Regions from separate parts of the Mus musculus genome. Here region 2 is linked to region 1. A link is a loop called in an ENCODE intact Hi-C map of the cell type or tissue named here. Cell type or tissue: left cerebral cortex. All regions are shown on one strand. Links, peaks and the distances in the headings refer to the core of each region. The heading gives the core; the rest is flanking DNA. Region 1 has its middle 31 kb from the start of Zcchc24. Region 2 overlaps Anxa11 (annexin A11).

Evidence for each region. Peaks named below come from ENCODE experiments on the same cell type or tissue, not always from the same donor. Only the 100,000 strongest peaks of a DNase experiment are listed, where the experiment ranks them.
Region 2: it touches region 1 in a loop (4-fold over the local background); 2 of 42 quality-filtered maps call a loop at or near these places.

Annotation. Positions count from the first base shown.
Region 1 is chr14:25,794,845-25,805,109 of GRCm38, forward strand. No RefSeq gene overlaps it. Among named protein-coding and RNA genes, the nearest start is that of Zcchc24, 31 kb to the left of the region's middle. In left cerebral cortex, for the core only: CTCF peaks have their summits at 3,547 (motif pointing right) and 5,524; DNase peaks (open chromatin) are centred at 887, 5,534 and 5,812; H3K27ac peaks cover 567 bases.
Region 2 is chr14:25,855,639-25,865,903 of GRCm38, forward strand. All of the region lies in intron 1 of Anxa11 (annexin A11), which reads left to right. Among named protein-coding and RNA genes, the nearest start is that of Anxa11, 19 kb to the left of the region's middle. In left cerebral cortex, for the core only: no CTCF peak of the experiment used is centred there; a DNase peak (open chromatin) is centred at 6,299.

The DNA.
Region 1 (10,265 bases), core at 656-8,655:
GTACTGAGATTACAGGCAGGCAGGCAGGCAGGCAGGCAGGCAGGCAGGCAGGCAGGCAGGCAGGCAGGCAGGCAGGCAAGGAGGGAGGGAGGGAGGGAGGGAGGGAGGGAGGGAGGGAGGGAGGGAGGAAGGAAGGAAGGAAGGAAGGAAGGAAGGAAGGAAGGAAGGAAGGAAGGAAGGAAGAAAAAACTGATAATTATCTGGGAGAAACGCAAACAAAAATATAGATATGCAAATCAGGGTGAAAAAGCTGAGACAGAGGGATGCCCATTCAGGGTCCAACATCTGAGTAGTCATAATTCCAGAAACTAGAGATCAGAGAGTACAACAGAAAAACAAAACCAAAATAACTCCAGAGCATCTCCTAGAACCACACACTGTGTTCCCAGGGCTGAGAGTCTGGCAAAGGCCCTGCATAATAGGTGAAAATAAATCCACGCCTAGAAGATGATGGGCGAAACGCTGGGGCGCATGGAACAAAAAGGAAGCCCTGAAGATTTCGGAGACACAGCCTGGCTATAAACAGAAGCAGCCATCAGCACACAAGCACTGGTAAGCTAAAAGGAAGTTCTGGAGCACAGGGTTTTAAAGGAAATCATCTCCCAAGCATTCTAGTCGAATAGAATTATACTCCATGTTCAGCTAAGCCATCGATCAAGTTCAAGGGTGGAAAAATAATCTTTAACTATTTGCCTCATTGATCGCTTAAAAAAAAAAAAAGAAAGAAAACCATTAGTAGGGGATATGTCCCACTGAAAATGAAGCTGTAGACAGAGAGTTGGGATGTAGAAAACAGGAGGCCAAACACAGGAGAGAAAGGGGACAAGAAGCGAAAGAGGATCCCGCGGCTGACTGTGCAGAGAGGGGGCCAGACGCCAGCTGGTGGGAGGGGAGGGACTACAGAGGGGAGGACTGGATTCCCAGATGCCGCTGGGAGAGAGCAGATTACACAATGTGTGTGTGGGGAGGGTGGGAGGGACGTCAAACCTCACCAAGCAATTCAAAACCCAACTAAACAAGATCATAACTACTAATTCCACAAGAAAAAAAAAATTCTGCTTGGGGGAGAAAAAGAGACTGTGGTGAAACTTATGTCTAAGCAGAGAATACTGTTTACTTAATCACCATAGATGTAAATCCTGTGACTCCCACCAGCATTAAGACACAGTCATAACGGGGGTCAAACACGGGAAGTGTGTGTGCATGTGTGCATTTGTGCGTGTGTGTGTGTGTGCGTGTGTGTGTGTGCTTGTAAGTGCATGTGTAAGAGACAGACAGAGGGACAGAGAGAGGATGAAGATGAAGGATCTCTATGAGAGTCCAGCCTTTCATCTCTCATGGTAAAAAAGTCAATTAGAGAGGTTTAAAATGGAAACTTCAATAGCATTGATGCAAGCAAGTTATTTCAGTGGAGATATAGAGACAATAACCAAAAGAATTGTTTTTAAAAGGTTTGAGAGTGGCTGCCTCCTGGCTGATGTAGGGGTGGGGCACAGGATAGGAAGCTAGGTTTGTTGTCATAAAATAATGGTCTGTCTGTTCCGTCTACGTACGTCCTTCTGTCTACCTCACTCTGTTCCCACCACAAAGCACGAACCACTGTCCATCCATGTCTGCCTCACTCCGTTCCCACCACAAAGCACGAACCACTGTCCATCCATGCTGCCGAGGTGAGGAGAGGCCCCAGGACTCAGAACCTTGACAGATAGCAAAGGCCTGCTCTATCATTCATTCCTCACGATCTCTACCCCTGCGGGCGGACGGACGGACGGCTCTCACCAGCTCATTGTTTTTCTTTTCAGTTAGTTCTCGGAGGAAGAAGGTCAGGTTTCTCTCTGAAAGTCTTCCTCCAGCCCTGCTGACTCCAAGACATAAGTCTTCCAGCCATTTAATTCGATCCAGATGGAAGGCTCCACTTGGCTCTTGAACATGCCTTGGGGAGTGCTGAGATTTGCAGATAAGCCTTGGGATGAGGGAGGAAAGCAAGGGTGGCAGAGTCCACCGGGCAGGCCTGGGAGAGTCCCACAGGGACCTAATGGAGTAGCCTCCTCCACCGCTGTCAGGCCCGTGGCCAGGATTTGGTCCTCAGGCCACCAACCCGGCAGCTTAGCATCCTCGGAAGTGCACACACTCCAGCCATTCCCTGGCCACATGCTGCCAAATGCCTGATGGCCCGGGCTTGGGTGACCGCATGAAGACTTCTCTTTGAGGAGTTCAGTCTGGCAAATGAGACAGTAAGCTGGATAGACAGATGGACAACCGAATATTGATGATTCGGTGAGACCACAAATCAACATACATCAGAAGCAGGCACAGAGATCAGAGGGAGGATGAAGAGGGACATAGTCTCGGAGTAGTTGACTTCAGGCTACGTCATTAAAAAAAATATGTTGATCTTCTAAGACTTTAAAAAGAGCCAGTGGATATTTTAAAAATATCCTTTTCTGAGCCAGAGGGCACAGAAAGGATATTTCGGGGTTCAGAGATGTTTAACTATAGGAAACAAGTGAGTGTTTAAATACTGGATGGAACTTGGATAGTCATCAGTATAGAGAGTTACCATATTTAAGTGAAAATAATAATTTTAAGTGTAATGTGCTTGACATTTAATCAGGTCTTTTTGGTATAACTGAGTTCAAAATAGTCTTGAGGAATAAAAAATTATTTGGACTACATGAGATGGTAGACTGAGCATATACAGCTGTGAAGAAAACAGAGAAAAATGTTTTTACATAAATGGTGTTCTGCAATGTAAACCTTGCATAAATTTGTTCCTTAAGAAACTAGATGAGGGGCTAGTGAGATGGCTCAGCAGTTAAAAGCACCGACTATTCCCTTAAAGACATAACGATGATGTCCTGACCTTCAGACTCATCTTCTGCACAGAGGAGAGCCTCATTCTTCCTACTGTGGAGATGGCTGCCCTTCACCATCCAGATGACACTGCTTGAAGATAGTGCCTACAGCTGCCCAAAGGTTCCAGGTTCCAGGCCTTGTGTGTGTGTGTGTGTGTGTGTGTGTGTGTGTGTGTGTGTGTAGCCTGAGGAGGTTCCTCTGAGTTCTGCAGGCACCTGCACACACACACACATACACACACACACACACACATACACACACACACACACACACACACACACACACACACACACACACAGAGAGAGAGAGAGAGAGAGAGAGAGAGAGAGAGATAATAGCTTCCAAAAATATAAAATATCAGTCTTCATATAACACAAAATGCTTAGAGAAGTCCATAACTAGTGATCAGCCTTGCAGTGTGGTTGTAACATGGTACTGGTTGGACCTGTACCACAACAGGTGTACACATATCTTAATCCCCAGACCCTGGCCCAAGGTTGCAAGCTGGTATGGTAAAGTTTTTATTTGCTTATGCAGAATTTTTTTTTAATGATGACAATATAACAAACTTTGCAAGGTTAAATTTATTAGAAAGTCTTTCCTTTTTCGTAATTTTTAAAATAGAATTATTTATTTATTTTATGTATATGAGTACACTGTTGCTGTCTTCAGACACACCAGAAGAGGGCATCTGATCCCATTACAGGTGATTGTGAGCCACCCACCATGTGGTTGCCTGGAATTAAACTTAGGACCTCTGGAAGAGCAGTCAGTGCTCTTAACTGCTGAGCCATCTCCCCAGTCCCCTTTTTCATAATTTCTGTTGCTTTTACATGTTTTAATAGTTAAATAAAACCACGTATCATTACTTTTTGTCTTAAAATCATTTGACTCAATGATAGATGGCTCCCATTCAAAGGCTCCAAGAACTACACTTGGTGAAACCTGTAGCACAGATGATAGATATATAAGCACATTAGCAAGTAAAAGTTTTAAGATGTGGGCCAGTGGTAAGATTCGCTAGGTTGAGCACAGACCCCATGACCTGAATTTCATTCTTGGATTTCATGATGGAAGGAGAGAACCAACACCCAAAAGTTGCCCTCTGACCTCCATGAGCATGCTCACACTCACACACACACTTCACATTCACACGCACATATCACACACACAATAATAGTAATAATAATGATAAAAAGTGAACATTTTAAACCATTAAAATAAAAAGTTAGGATCCTATTGTGCACTTCATCTGGATCAGATATTCAGCACATTTACAGGCTAACTTGGTCTATTTTCTATTTCTATAAAGGAACAGCAAACAATTGAATTTATAAAGTATAACGATTTGTCTGGCTAGCATTTTGGAGTCTAGGGAATCCAGAGCACAGTACTGGAGTCTGCTGGGGTACTTGTGATGAGTCCCAGCATGGCAGAGTGCATTGTGGTGAGGCAGCTCCCGTGCCAGCTTCTGCACTCTTCATTTTGACATATAAACTTGAATGCCATCCCGAGGCCTCCCCCTCGTGAGCTTTCCTAATCCTCACTACTTGCTAAATGTTCCAACTCTAAAATGCCACGAACATGTGACTGAAGCTTGAGTTTCTGACACATGAACTTTCAAAGGACGCATCCTAACTCTTGGAACCACTGTGCCGGCTGGGGGCAAGTAGAAATCCAGGTAGCCTCTGACTCGCTCCAGCAGGCTTTGATTCCCACTAAGCCCTGAAGTTCACTCTGGGCCCAGGGCAGCGGCAAGCAAGCCTGTATTCTACTCTGCCCAAGACAGTGCTAATGGTGTGTGTGTGGGGGGGGGGGTACCTGCTGGGAATTGAGCTACAGAGTGCGTTGGATTCTTAGGAGTTAAGGTGAGCTCCTCTTGTTCCTTAGAGGACTTCTTTGGAGACCTGGGACTTTTGCTGCACACAGAACCGAGAGAGCCAAGAGAGCAGACACTGTAACTGAGATGCCCGGAACTAGAACATCAAAAATCACCGAAAGTGGCATATTAAGGAGGGCTGTCTGATGCTAGAGCCCCAAGAAGACCCATGTTAGATGGGCCACTGAGATCTGGAGCTGAGGGGCGCCAGAGCCTGATAATGGGGGGACCATGAGGTCAGACCTAGAGGTGGTCACTCCATTACATGAGATGTAAGGTGCTAACATGAGGAAATAGCCTTGCTTGTTAAATAATTTGGGGAAATGCTAGGTTAATTGTCTGGTGCAGGCTTCTTTACTGCAGGATCCTTAACGGGATGATGGGAGCCAGAGACAGCTAGAAATCACCTGCTTTCCCAAGTGACAGGCCTTTTATTTGCCGCACATATGAGAAAATGGGTGGAAAGGTACCGAGGACTGAGATCATGGACAACCTTGAATCTGGGATTGCCAGGCTATCCTTTCATGAGACACACAAGCTCTGAGTATTAAATACACGGATTTCTTTGCAAGAGCCCACACCCTGGGAGGTAAGGCATTCGGATGAGACAGTTCTAGGGAACAGAAGCGGAAGCCGCAGTTGCAACAGCACTTTTGGAAAGGAGCCTCCTGGAAGACGGAGAGAGTTGAGCTGAGAGCCCAGAACCCTGTCACCCCTTGCAGCACAAACGGACCTAGGGGAGAAGCTTGAAACCCTCATCAGCCCAGCGAGGCATCCCGGGCACAGTCGCTGGTCCTCCCCTACTGTCCAAAACCGGTACTGCAGACCAACCTCGGCGAGCTGCAGCGAGTTTGTGAGGAGTAAGTAGGCTAGGCTAGGCTTCCTTAAGTCCCGCCCTTCCTCTGTGCTTCTGTGCCCCCCCCCCCTTTTGGCCCACACCACATCTCTTGATGTCTCCCAAATGGACCATTCAAATTTATGGGAAGGGTCTGAGTATGGACAGTTTTATATCAGAAATTAAAGAGCCCACATTTGCAAGCAGAAAAGTCTGCCGAGTGACAAGAAACAGATAGTAGTGATGTGTTAGATAGGAGCGGAGCAGGGAAACCTCTCATCCGAATCTGCCACAGATATAGCAGTCGGCTGCACACAAAAAGCTCTTACATAAAGGCTCCATTTATATGGGGAAAAAAAAAAAACCACAGAGGTCTATGTTGGATCAGTGACTGTCAGGGAAGACCTGAAGATAAGATAAACAAGGTAGCTGCTTCGCAGGCGTCTAGACCATGGGAAGAGAAGAACATCTGGAGATAGGAGTGGATAAGAAATCAGAAGCTTCACAGAGAAGGTTCCAACCTCACCAACCCATGGGGCAGAAGTGCAGAAAAATTAGTGTTCTTGGCCAGAATGCAGTTTTTTCCTTGCCTTGCCCTGGCTGCTGACTATAATGTCTTAGGGATGTGAGATGCTGAAGAAAGGATGCAGTCAAGGATTCTGGGAGGGGCAAGGTCATGGGATCTGGGGTAGAAATAGAAACAACAAGAAACACAATGGATTTGGGGAGGATTTGCCAGGTGTAGAGGATGGTACGGGCATTTTTTAAAAATAGTATCTCATTTAGTCTCCACAGCAATCTACTGGATGTCTCATTCCCACATTGTGGAGAAGAGGTGAGAGCCAAGAGCTGGTAAATAGTCTGCACATAGCAATGGCCATTAAGAAAGAACAGGGGGCCTGGAGAGATGGCTCAGCAGTTAAGAGCACTGACTGGCCTTCCAGAGGTCCTGAGTTCAATTCGCAGCAACCACATGGTGGCTCACAACCATCTGTAATGGGTTCCGATGCCCTCTTCTGGTGTGTCTGAAGACAGCGATAGTGTACTTACATACATAAAATAAATAACAAATCTTTTAAAAAAAAAGAAAGAAAGAAAGAAAGAAAGAAAGAAAGAAAGAAAGAAAGAAAGAGAGAGAGAGAGAGAGGGAGGGAGGAAGGAAGGAAGGAAGGAAGGAAGGAAGGAAGGAAGGAAGGAAGAAAAGAAAGAAGGAAAGAAAAAAGAAAGAAAGAGGGAAGAATAGGGACTGGACATAACTACTTCTGGCTGTAAAGCCCTCATCCCAACTTCCGCTGACCATGAAGAACCTTCTAGTACTTTCCCGTGGTGCATCTACCAACTGCCGTTGACAGACGCTGCTTTCCGGGAAGATCATGCTGAAATGTGCCTCCCCCCACATCCTTTCCTGTTGCCCCTTTGGCTCTATGGTAGTCATTGTTGTTATCCATGAGACATTCCTGTCTGCTTCTGAGCAGTGGCAGGATAGGGTGCATGTATGCTTATGTTCAGCATCAAGTTAGATATTTCCCTGGCTGTGGTTTTGGTAAGTGGTAATATGGTCTGGGCACGATTGGGAGGTGGTGGGATCTTTAATAGGTGAGGCCAAGTTGGAAGTCCCATTGGCCTGAATGAAAATGCCCCCCGCCCCCCCCCACACACACACACACAGGGAGTGGTATTATTGGAGATGTGGCATTGTTGGGATGAGTGTGGCCTTCTTGGAGGAAGTGTATCACTAGGGTGGGCTTTGAGATCTCAGAAAATCAATGCAGGCCCAGTGTCATTCTCTCTTCTTGATGCCGGCCAATCCAGATGTAGAACACTCAGCTCCTTCTCCAGCACCACGTCTGCCTGTGTGCCACCATACTTCCCACCACGATGACAATGGACTAAGCTTCTGAAACTTTAAGCCAGTCCTAGTGAAACTTCCTTTATAAGAGTGGCTGTGGTCATGGTGTCTCTTCACAGCAATGAAAAACTTAACTAGGACAGGGTATGGCCTTGGAGAATATTGGGACCCTGGTCCTTTCTCCCAGCTAACATGGGATGAGTAGTATTCTCCTCTCCAACATACTTCTGCCATGGTACAACCTCAACATAGGCCCAAGCAATGATGCTAACCAACCACAGGCCAAAATAAAACTATTCTCTCAGTTATATCAGATGTTTTTCCAGTGAATAAAAGCTGGCTAATACACTGTGTGACTTCCTTTGGCCAGTAAAAACTAGGCTAAAGTTTTAAAAGCTAGTGTGCAGTTTTAGCTCTGCCAAAATATGGGGAGGACTGTCTGGATGAAGCTTGATTTGGCCTGAATCCATGAGCTAGCAGAATGCACAGCAGCCCCCTGCCCCCACCCTGTTCCCTGTGCTGACCTGTTTTGAATGAGTAGCAGGAACAGGAAACAAAGAGTTGTGGAAGCCAATGAAATGTGGGGATTGTTTGTTATTGTAGCAAAACTTAACCTATCCTGGCTGAACTGGGTCCCCATGCTGGTGAGTCTGTACTAGGCCATCAACAATCCGTCCTCCTCAAAGACTTCTCTAAGCCGAATTGCCTCTATTTTTCCAGCTGAGTTCTCTACTTGTGACCTTCTCAACTGATGCCAGATCCATGGGACAGATCATCCAGCCACCTTCACAAAGCCTCTTGTCTCAGCATGCCACCCAATGATGTAGTCAGGGTCACCAAAAGCTCTCAGTCAGCAAACAGGGCAACCTGCTACTGCCTTCTCATTCTTTGGGGTCCAAATGGGCTTCAAGATTCAGAAGTAGACTGCTTTTAACCTGGATTTTTATCCTGACACTTCCACTGGGTTACTCAAGGCAAGTTCCTTAACCCCTCTGAGCCAGTCTTCTAAGCTAAGGCAACAAGTGCTGGTAGCCTTGTGACAGTTTTGAGAATGAGGTAAGGGGCCCTCAGTGCCCCTGTGTCTGGTGAGCTACACAAGTGTTGTTGCTCTTCCTCTCCTCCTCATCCAAGTTCCTTGGGGCTCATAAGCAAGGGGAAGGGGGAGGGCCTTTCTGGACCGAGGCCAGACAGCTCCACTGCCATTGCTGGATTCTCTTAGTCTTAGGCTCTAAGACACAGCTGTCCCTTGGCTCCTTCACCTCCATGAACCTGGGAGATAGGGGAGCAGACTACAGATGTCCAGGGCACAGTGAAGGCTGCTGAGCTAATCCTGGGACTGCTGGGGAGGCTGGGCTAGGGCTCAGCAGGCTTTCTCCTGCCTGTGGCCGCCTGTGGCTGGGCTCAAATTTCCCAGGCCCCCAGCTCAGCTGTAGGCTTCCCCTCCCAACCCTTAACCCCCAACTCAACTTTCCTTTGTGCCCCCAACGGGAGTATCAGAGGCTGCAGGACAGGCCCAGGCAGGGGTCTGAGAAGAATCCAGAGGCTGTAGCCACTCAACCCAAGTCATTGTGAAGCCTGGGGTCTCAGATACCTGGGGTTCCGCAGGCCTTTCAGGCTTCAGGCCTCTCGGAATGCTACTCACTGGGTCAGAAACCTTGGGCCCAGCTTTACTTTGTGGCGTTCGGACAACTCCATGCTCCCTGAACTGGCTGTGCCTCCCAGGAAAGCTTCTACCCAGCATGGTGGGGCAAGACCTGGCTCTGGGGTGGGAGCCTCTTGGTGTAAGCAAAACTCCACCTGTAAGCTTTCTCAGATTCCCCTGGCCCACAGACTCCAAGTGTCCCTCTGGTCTGTCTCCTAAGGAACTGGCATCTGACTGTCCTTTCCTTGTTCCTAGCAGACTCCCACCCCAGAGGGGTGTGTGTGTGTATACATGCACACATGCATGCATGCATGTATGAGTGTGTTTGTCTGTGTGTGTATAAGTGTGTGCATGTGTGTATGAGTGTGTCTATACACACACATGCCCTTGTACTCATTACTGTGTCCTGAATACCAGTGACAGGAAAAACTTATTTTATTCTCTCCTTAACCACCTTGTTTCCCCACTTGACGAGTGAGAACCCGATAAGCCAAAAGACAAATCAAGAAACTTGAGTTATACAGGGAACTGGGGCAAATTTTAGTCAGAGCCGAGATGGGAACATCATCTCGGTGACCTTTGAGCCGGTAGTCTTTCTCCACTCACCAACTGCTCAGAAGCAGGTGGGCAGCTGTGCAATGCTCACCTGAACACTGAGCCCAGTGTGCACAGAGCCATTAGCCATGTTAGAAGACAGACAGACAGACAGAGAAGGCCAGTATGAATATGATATCTAGTACCAGGACATCTACCCACTGCCCTAGCTTTCCTCTGTTTTGTATGAACAAGTTTCCACATACAACATAAGACTGTGCTTATCTGGCTTCTCCCACCAAAGACGATGTTCCCAAGGTGCTCTTAGTTATGTGGTATATCCATACCATATTCCTGTTTAGGGGTATAAAACCATTATGCATATAGACTACATCATCCCCCCCAAAGTGTTTTTCCCCTGTATTTATTTATTTCCCTGGGGTGGGGGTGGGGGGAGAGGCATGCACGCCACAACCTGTGTATAGAGGTCAGACAATAACTTGTGGGAGTTGATTCTCTCCCTCCACCACATGGGTCCCAGGGATCAAACTCAGGGTGCCAGCCTGGGTGGCCAGCAACTTTACCCTCTGAGCCGTTTCACTAGCCCCAGGCCAGAGCTTGTTCCTGTGTGCACGCTGATAAACATTAGGGTTGTCCCTGTTAGAAAGTG
Region 2 (10,265 bases), core at 1,537-9,536, 62 kb after region 1:
CTGCCCCAGGCCATCCGTGTGGTTACGCTGTGCAGGGCTACCAGGTGACTTCCTGTCCTGCGGTGAGTCACTGTTCTCTTAGCTTTGAGTTTTTTCCATACCGGTTGCCCTGAGCTGGACAAGTTGTTCTCCAAGCCTGTCACTCAGTTATCATCTTGGGACCACCTTTTAAACATCTGTGTTAGATTCCCTTTGTGTTGGGGGGAGGTAGGCTGCTTTGTGCCTTTTTTAAAGTCTTTGTGGAAAAGTCTGCGGCATCCGGTTGCTAGGTGGGTGATTTAGCCGGCCTTAGGAATGAACCGCTGAAACCAGTTTCTCCTGAGAAGCTTGAAGGGAGGAGCTATCTCCTAGTTCCCACCAGGAGTCGAGGAGTCCAGAGCTATCTTCCCCTGAGGAACCTTAGGTCCTTTCTTCTCCTCAAAGCTTGTAGTATTGTCTCTCTGCCTCTGAGTTGGCAAGTGTCCGCTGGGTGAGCTTTGCTGATGGTGTCTTTTCACCTTATGCTTTCTGCTCAGGTGGTAGTGTTATATCATCACCACCATCACCTAGTGTGTGTGTGTGTGTGTGTGTGTGTGTGTGTGTGTGTGTGTGTGTGTGTGTGAGATATAGACATGTATGTGCCTATGTGTGTGTACAGAAGCCAGAAGAGGATACTGAATGTCCTTCTCCATCACTCTTTCCTGTTCCCTTGAGGAATCCCCAGGGATCCACCTGCCTCTGCCTCCCCAGCACTCACATTCTAAGCATATCACCGTGTCTGGCTCTTGATGTGAGTGCTGGGAATTAGACCCTGGTCGTCATGCTTGTGCATACACACATTATGATTGACTATGGCCTCTCTCTAGCTGCTGTTTGTTGGCTTGCTTCTGTCTTCACATAAGATCCCATGCAGTAAAGCCAGGTCTCAGTGACTTCCAGGTCCCCTGCCTCTGCTACTGAGTGCTGGGACTGCAGGCATCGCTCACAACACCCAGCTTCCTGTGGCTCTTTTTTCTCTGGATTTTTCCTGTGCTCTTTTCTCTAACCCTTGTGTTGAATGGTTGAGTTGTCTGTTTTTCAGTTCCTTAACATGAACATTTCATTGGCTGCTGATCTATTGAACTTTGATTTTTTTAAAAAATAACATTTTCCCTTTTCAGTTTCTAAGAGACTTTACTGCTTCCTCAGTGTTCCATGTGTACAGCATTTCCTTTCTGTTTTGCTTTATGAGTAGATTTCCTCTGTGTCTCCGAGCATATCACTTGTATTCCCTCTGATACGTCTCATCAATGGCTCTCTACCCTCTGAGTCTTCTCTTGGTCTCTCCTGTTCTTACTGGAGATCTTGTTCAGTGTGCTGGGATCCTGCATTGTCAATTTACACACAAACAGTGCTGAGTCCTTGGGCGTGGCTCGAGGGAGGTGTCAGGCAGGGCTCTATACCACTTCTCCCTGTGTAAAATCATCCTTTGGTCTTGCTGGTCTTCTGCACATTACCTACCTTAGGTTGAGGCATTGGGCCTACCTAGAACTCTTACTCTTTCAGAGCTTTTGATAAAGGGAAGTGGGTCCCTATTGAGCTGGGAACCTGTGCTGGTGCCACACCCTGTGCTTCATAGTACTTGGTAAGGAGGCAAGAGGTCCAGGGCTGGCCCCTTGCTGTGTCATGGTGGCAAGCCACTTCCTCTCTGGTTGTCAGTTTCTCCATATGTAAAGGGTGGGGGAGAAAAGGGGTCAGCTTTGGCTGACCAGCTGGCCAGAATGCTCTGTTACCTGCATGCTTAAATCATGTCAGGTGCTTAGTTCCCCTCCCCATTGCTGGCTGGGTTTGTTGCCTGACCACAGAAAACCCAGCTCTTATTGTGGTGACTCACGGTGACCATGGTGACTGTGTTGACCTATCACACAAGTGAGCGAGCCTTATCTGAGCCCCTTCTCCAGGGCAGGGGGAGCGCCCTTTGGCTTTTGTTGTAGAAATGATTTGTTGTGGTGTCAGGGCTTTGGTGCTTCTCCTGTCAAAGAGGCTGGCCAGGCTGTATGGGCTGGTGGCAGACCTCAGCCAGGAAGGGGTCTGGAGGAAGGGAGAGGTGGCTACTGTATAGGCTAGTCTGCTATTCCTGTTCTTGGAGACAAACTTAGTACATGTTTTGGTGGTAGTATACATGCCATGAGGTTTGCCGTGTTGACTAATTTTAGATGTGCAGTTCAGTGACATTGAACATTCACTTTGTATGCATCCCTCACCACAGTCTGTTTCCAGAACTTTCTCATCGTCCCAAGCTTACTGTCCCCATTTAACAATCTTCCCATTTCCCTTTTGCCCCAGCCTCCGAGGCAGCCATGTCTTTCTGTCTGAGTGGAATTAGGCAGCACTTACCTTTCTGTGGCTGCCTTATTTCAGTTAGTGTGCTGGCTTCATCCGTGCCATCGCACGCATCAGGATGGCCCCCGTTTTCAGAGTGAGCAGCTGATTTTCTTTATCTGTTCATCACGTGGCTAGCTGAGAGAGGTCTTGCTTTTGCTTGTGGGATCCTGTGGCAGTTCTGTGTTGAGTTTCGTTTTTAGGAGCCTTTACTGTTCTCTGCAGTCGCTGTGGCCTTGTGGCTTGTCTAGCAGTTTGATCTCACAGTCTAGTCTCATGATTGTGACTGTCATGTTAAGGTGCTCACAGAGTTGTTCCTTAACTGGGAATGATCTGATTGCTTGGTGTCTCTGGTGCTGGTAGCCATCCCGGTCTTTGTGGCCCATTCCTCTTCAGGTGGGGCCATTGTTGGCTTTCCATTGTTGGTGTTCCATAGAGGGGAAGAGTTTCCACTTGTAAGGGCGCCTGCAGTTGGATTGATCTGTCCTGGGTAATCCAGATTCAGACCACGCTCACCCAGTGTGTAATCTCAGTCACTCTGGACTGACTCTTCGGCCATAGGAGGCGGCATTTTCAGGTTCTCTGGAGCACTGGGACTGAAGACTGTATCTAGGATAGATTTGGAGGATAATGGCCTTGTATCAGGCTTTGGGGTACCCTCTCCTCCCTAATGGCCAATCAGCCTGCCCACCACCCTATGGCTCAGCTCCTGGTAATTAGATGCGCACACCAGTTTGATGAGCTCGCGAGTTTTGATCCTTTATGATCCTATCCCTCTTGAGTTATTGGAAGGATGGTGTGGCACAGAGGCAGTGAGTGGGCACAGCAGGACTTAGTGTATAGAGCATCTCCAGCCTGGGGGATTTGGGAGAAACCCAGCTGGGCTTTGCCAGAGCTGGAGAGACCAGACACCTTGGGTGTGTGTGGGGCACTCTCAGATATTGCCATTGCTCCACAATGCTGAGCCCATGGCCATCAGGTCCCTTTGACTGTGCTCCATAGATAGTCCTAGTAGACCCTCTTTCAGACCTGGGGCATAACCAATAGTGGGGAATGGTGACACAAAAGAACAGACCTGGGGCTGGAGAGATGGCTCAGTGGTTAAGAGCACTGGCTGCTCTTCTGAAGGTCTCGAGTTCAATTCCCAGCAACCACATGGTGTCTCACAACCATCTGTAATTGGATATAATGCCCTCTTCTGGTGTGTCTGAAGACAGTGACAGTGTACTCATATACATAAAATAAATAAATAAGTCTTAAAAAAAAGATAGGGTTTCTATAAAAAACAAACAAAAAAAACAGACCTGCACTCCCATATCCAAACTGTGCTCAAACATAACCTAATCTCTCTCTCCTTCTCCCTCTTCCCCACTCTCTTGTTTATGTGTGTGTGTCCTTCTGTCTCTGTCTGAGTGTGTATGTGCACATGTGTGTTCAAGTGCCCAGAGTCCAGATAGATACCTGTTTTGTGTAAGGCCAGAAGCAAGTGTCGGATCTACCCGCTGGAGCTAGAGTTCCAAGTAGTTGAGGGCTGTGATGCAGGGATCAGAATTCTGGTCCCGGTGCTCTTAACTACCTGAGCCATCCTTCCAGCCTTGCATACGTGTTTCTTTAAGCTTGCCTCGGTCTGTTTGAACTGCTGTAATGGAATACTGTGAACGAGAAAGGCTTAGACAGCAGAAGCGTTTTGCTCACAGTAGAAGCTGTAAAGCACACATCAAGTGTCTGCTGAGGAATTGGGTCTGGCTCTGTAGCTTGGCCACTTCCCTCCGTGTGCTTACAAAGTAGTCTCTCTCTGTTCGGAGAGCTCTGCTATTGTGACCTAGCCACCGCAGTGCCCTGCTTTCTCATTGCTTCTCGATGGGCCTCAGGATTATAATGGGGTTCATCTGGGAGACAGGTGCACTCTGCTGCTGCCCGAAGCAGTCAGCTAAAAAGCCATAAGGATGGCTTCAGAGGTCCTGCCTGGGCTGCTGCTTTGCTCATCACAGTGCACTGCGGTGTGTGGTTGTAGCATGCTTACCCCATGGCAGCCAAGATGCAGTGAGGAAAGGCTTGGATCCCAGTGTCTCCTTCACAGACATTTACCCAGTGGCCTAGGACCTGCCAGCAGCAGTCTCTCATCCCCCAAAGGTTCCACTGCCTACCAGTATGCCCCAGGGGCTTGGGACTCAGCCTCCAACAGACACGGACCTTTGGGGGCCTTTCTAGACCCATGTGGTAGCACTGCCCTTGCTAGCCTCTGCCTTTCAAACTATTCCAACCTCACCCCCACCCCTTTGCCCTGCCAAGTCCCTCTTTGACTCACTCCCCCAGCCCCCACAGCTCTCCTTAGCACATGCCCCAGGGGCTTCTGGGACCTCCCGAACTCAGTTTGCTGTTTTATATCGGGACAACCCAATGGATGAAAGGCAAAATGATACAATGAGAGCATACTCAGTAGGGGAGACTGTTGTATTCCTGTTTAATAGAGGTGAGAAGCTGGCCAAAGGAAGGCTCAGTAATTTGACCAGGACCACCCAGCTAGTAGGAACCCCACTTGGATTTGAACTTACGTAGTCTGCCTTCAAATTTTGTGTTCATCCTGTTGTCCTACATTGCCATTAAGAACACGGGGTTTAGCTGGGTGTGGTGGCTCACGCCTTTAGTCCCAGCAGAGGCAGGTGGATCTCTGTAAGTTTGAGGCCAGCCTGGCTGGTCTACAAAGTGAGATTCAGGACAGCTAGGGCTACACAGAGAAACCCTGTCTTGATAAAAAACAAACAAACAAACAAACAGAAAAAGTGGGAGCTTGGTTGGTGATCATTGGCTATAGAAACCACAGGTGTGTCCTGATTCTTAACTCCATGCTATTCTGTCACATGAGCGTGAAGCTCAGCCTCTGAGATTACTGTTGCCAGCATCAGTAGGTCCTGTGCAAAAGTATAGTGTAGTGGCGAAAGCCCTGGGATTCAAAGCCAGGAGGACAGGATTTGAGTCCTGCCTCCACCATTCACAGATACCTGGGACCATAGAGGCTTGCTCAGGACTCCCTGGTCCAGGTCCTTGGTAGGTTGGGCCTCTGGTCCCCTTGCCTGGACAGGTACCTTCAAGTATTCCATGCTCCCACTTCCCCTAAGATAATCAACACCTGAGTGCTGTGTGTTGGCTGTCATAGGAACTCAGGGTTAACATGTAGTGAGAGAGAGAGAGAGAGAGAGAGAGAGAGAGAGAGAGAGAAAGAGAGAGAGAGACAGACAGAGAGAGAGACAGAGAGAGACAGAGAGAGAAGACATACACTTAAGAGTTGATAGTACTTAGAGACATGAAAAATTACCCAGGAAATAGTTTATGGTGCCTGGAATTTTCTTAAACAAACAAGCAGGGCAGTGGATAGGCCTAGAGCAGTGGTCCTCACCCTTCCTAATGCTGCAACCACTTGATACAGTTCCTCATGTTGTAGTGATCTCCCACCTATAAAATCATTTTTGTTGCTACTTCATAACTATAATTTTGCTACTGTTATGAATCATAACCTAAGCATCTGATATTCGGGATGTATTTTCATTAATATGAAATGACCCAAGGGTCATGACCCACAGGTTGAGAACTGCTGGTCCAGATGAGTGGCAAAATTGGCCTTGAAGCAATGTTTTTTGTTTTTTTTTAACTTTAGTTCTTTTAATACATCATTTAGTTTTATCTTATGTACAATGGTGTTTTGCCTGTCTATCAGTGTGAGGTGTCAGAAGCTCTGGAACTGGAGTTGCTTACAGACAGTTGTAAGTTGCCATGTAGGTGCTGGGAATTGAACCCAGGGCCTCTAGAAGAGCAGTTGGTGCTCTTGACCACTGAGCCACCTCTGAGCCATCCATCCCTTCAGCTCCCTGAAACACTGCTTTGCTGAAGCTGAGGGTTGAGCATCTGTTGTCCTATTCTGCTTATAGATAGTCTACATGCCAACCATTGCTCATCAGAGCCTCGATCATATGAGTCATTTCGTGAAACTGCAAACCATTGCTGCGTATGCGTGGTACGAGGCCAGCCCTGATGACTCTGAGTGTGTGCTTACGTAGGGACTGGGTGTATCTGACTGCCCTCTTCCCTCAAGCCAGTAGCCCGATCTTCCCGGAGAGGGAAGGAAGTTCTGTGGGTTGAGACGCTAAAAGTTCTAGAAACCTCCAGTTTAAAACCTGTCCCCTGTATCCCTGTACCATTTCTCCTGTCCTTGGAAGGAGGCTCTGTCAGCCTCCTGGGGCCATCAGACCAATGGTTACCCGTGTAGGGACTCAGCCCTGTTTGGGAAGAGGGCAGCTTTTCTGACTGCTACCCCAGATCACGTTCTACCACATCCTGGCTCCTTGATCTGATGTGCTCTAGTGACAAATCCAAGGGCTGTGGGAGCCAGATAAGTCTCCACCTCCATCCTGGTGACCTGAGACAGATAAGTAAGTTCCAGGGTAGACACACACTGCACATAAATTAGTAAAGAAATAACATACGTACATATAGAATTAAAAAAGAAAGGGAAAGGGTTTGAGGCCAATCTGGGCTGCATCGCAACACTGTGTGTGTGTGTGTGTGTGTGTGTGAGAGAGAGAGACAGACAGACAGACAGACAGAGACAGAGACAGAGAGAATATGAAAGAAAAAACTTACCTGTTTTCAAACAGGTGAACCAAATACATATGTGTGTATGTTTTTATATATATGCAGATGCTTTGTAAATATATGCATACATGTATGTGTGTGTTAACTTATAGGTTCGAAGGCTTAGTGGTTGCCTCTGGGAGAGGGGATAGTGTCCTGTCCGTCTGCCTTGGGTTTCTATGGATTGCTTATATTTTGTATTTTCAAAATAAAATTTACAGACTCTTGTCTTTTTGAGACAGCGTCTTCCTGTTTAGCCCAGGTTGGCCTTGAACGCATGATCCTCCTCCCACAGCGTCCCTACTTTTGCCAGGTGGATTATTTGCATGCACCAGCACCCCAGTTTGTGCCGGGCCGGGGATCAAGTCCTGGGCCTCACTGAGCCAGAGGAAGCAAGCGCAGGACCAGCTGCAGCCCGGCTGGCTCATTGCTGGCTTGATGTCCGGTAATGCTTAGTTTTCTGAAGATTGGATTGCAGTGTATCCATCCATCTGCCAGTGGGCAGTTGTGGCTAACACTGCTACACTGGGATCTGAGCCACAACCCCAAAGGCTTGCTTGTAGGAAGCGTGTGGGGTCTTCATTAGGGGTGCTCTTGAGGAATGTATCGAGATTCTAACCCTCCCTTTTCTTCCTCTCCACCCCTCTATTGAAACTTCTGAAACCCTGTCTTAAAATGAACCTTTCTTCCTTCTAACTTGTTTATCGCTGGCATTTTGTTACAGTGACAAAAGGCTGGTTCACACTGTCATCCTATAAGTTTTTATCTCACTTGGCCCAATACCAAGATCATGCTAGTTGCTGGTTTCACAAAATATGTTTAGTTTTGTAGGAAAGTGCAAAAAATTCTCTTCCTAAGGTGTTGTACCATTTAGCATTCCCCACAGTATTTGCTGGCTCTCTCTCTTCTGGGCATGGACATTCTTATAGCTGTGCCGCCTGTTTCCATTTATAACAGGTTCCTCTCTGTGTACTGTCACCTCTGTGGACCTTCTGGTAAGGGACCTTCTCCCGTCTCTTTCCTATTATTTGTCTCTATCACTATATCAGATCTTTTAGGAATGTATTCAGCCATTGTGTAGTTTTGTGGGGTGGGTTGTTTTTGTTTTGAAACAAGCTCTTGTTATTTTGCATAGGCTGGCCTCAAATCCTTGGCCATAAGGAATCCATCTATCCTCCTGCCTCAGCTTCCTGAGCAGTTGAAATTACAGGGTTTATTTTAGCACCATGTCTGGCTTTCTTTCATTTACTTGGGGAAAAAAAAAATATGTCAGTAAGGATTGTCAGTGCCGGGTGATTTGAACTGTTTATTTACGTGTTGAGTGAGAGCAAGTGGCTCTTTATAGCCAACAGCTGGGGAAAGCAGAGTGGTAGACCACAACCACCACCCCCCCCAAGAAAAAAAATGTAAGTCCTGATTTGTCTGCTTGAGTGCCAAGGGGCTCTGGGCCCTGGTGTGGCTCTTTAGACCTCTGCCTGTCAGCATCAGCCTTTTGGACCTGTACTTCAGGCCTGGTACTTCAGCCAACCACCTAGTTCCTCCTGGCTTCCCTGCCCTGCTCTTGGTCAGCTTCCATCCCTTTGCCGAAAGGCCAGACCATTCTTCCCCAGCACCTGCAGCCAGCTCTTATCCTTTCTGTACAGAAAAGCTATTGACAGCCAGGCGTGTTGGTGCACGCCTTCAATCCCAGCACTTGGGAGGCAGAGGCAGGCAGATTTCTGAGTTCAAGGCCAGCCTGGTTTACAAAGTGAGTTCCAGGACAGCCAGGGCTATACAGAGAAACCCTGTCTCGAAAAACAAAAACAAACAAACAAAAAAAGCTATTAGCATAGTGGGAGAGGTCTACAATTTACTCACTCTGAGCCAATCAGCAATGGGAATGGCAGCTTGCTTATTAACATGATAATCGCAGAGGATCTTCTCCTGTGCGGGTGAGGAAGTGTCAAAAATTTACCTATCCTGCCGCCAGGCACCCGGCTGATGCCCTCATAGCAATTAAGCAATTAACAATTAAGAAAATAGGAACTAGGCTTGGTGTGGTGCCACATGCCTTTAGTTCCAACCCTTGGTTGGCAGAGGTTACCCTGGCCTACAGAGGTCCAGGACAGCCAGGGCTAGCTATACAGAGAAACTGTCTCCAAAAAAAAAAAAAAAAAAAAAAAGTGTTCACAAACTTTCATAGCCAGTTGATAGAACACGTGTGGCGTAGATTGTTCCCTAAAGCCAGTGAACCTTAAATTTCAAGGGTCACTACTTTATAGGCAAAAATCTAGACATAGAACAAGAGGAAAAAGAATGGAATTCCCCTCCCTAGACTCAGCCACCCCCCACCCACCCATCCCATGTAAAACCTCGTGCTTCCCACCCTAGTAGGAAGAGATGGAGACCTGCAGCAAAATCAGCCTATTTGTACTCTCCCGTTTCTAGAGGCCCTGAAGAGACTGCCCCATCAAACAGGCCAACAGTCTTAATACTATACAGGTGTCTCTGTGTCTTTATTGTTGAACCCCAGAGACTCCCCAAAGCCCCTGACAATACAAGCCCTCACATACTCCAAAAGAAGCCGCCCAGGTGGGTTCTGTATCGACAGGATACCCTGAGGCTTAGTCCTAAAGGATGCTGGATGCCAGGATGCGGGGCTGCGTTTGGTGCTCTTGTATGAAGGAGCAGTCCCACACTCATCAAGGCCCAGCCGTCTGGGTTTTATCATTCTCCACAAAGGACTTTTATGGAAGCGCGGTGTCCTGGGTAATTTTACTTCAGCTTGACACAAGCTAGACTCATGAGAGAGGAGGGAAGTTCAATTTGGAAAATGCCTCCATAAGACTGGGCTGTAGGCAAGCCTGTGACACATTTTCTAAATCAGTGATAAGTGTGGGAGGGCTTAGCCGGTTGTGGGTGGTACCATTCCTGGGATGGTGGTTTTGGGGCCTCTGCGTCAGCTCCTGCCTCCAGGGGCCTGCCCTGCTTGAGTTCCTGTCCTGACTTCTTTGATGATGAACAGTGATGCATAAGTGTAAGCTGCAATAATTCCCTTTCTTCCCAAGTTGCTTTTGGTCATGTTTTTATTACAGCAATAGAGACCCTAAGCCACCTATAGTTGTCTTATAAGATGGAGAGGGCCACAGCTGTTTGAATCTGCACAGCTGCATTTGCATGGTTCCAGGGAGGAAGGAAGGGTGACCTTTGTGCTGTAGTGTTCCTGAGAGAGTCAGAGCCAGAAGCTAGAAGTTCTCTAGAGGCAGGGTTATCAGAATTAGAGCCAGATGTCTGTCCTATGCAGGTGGACTCTCCAT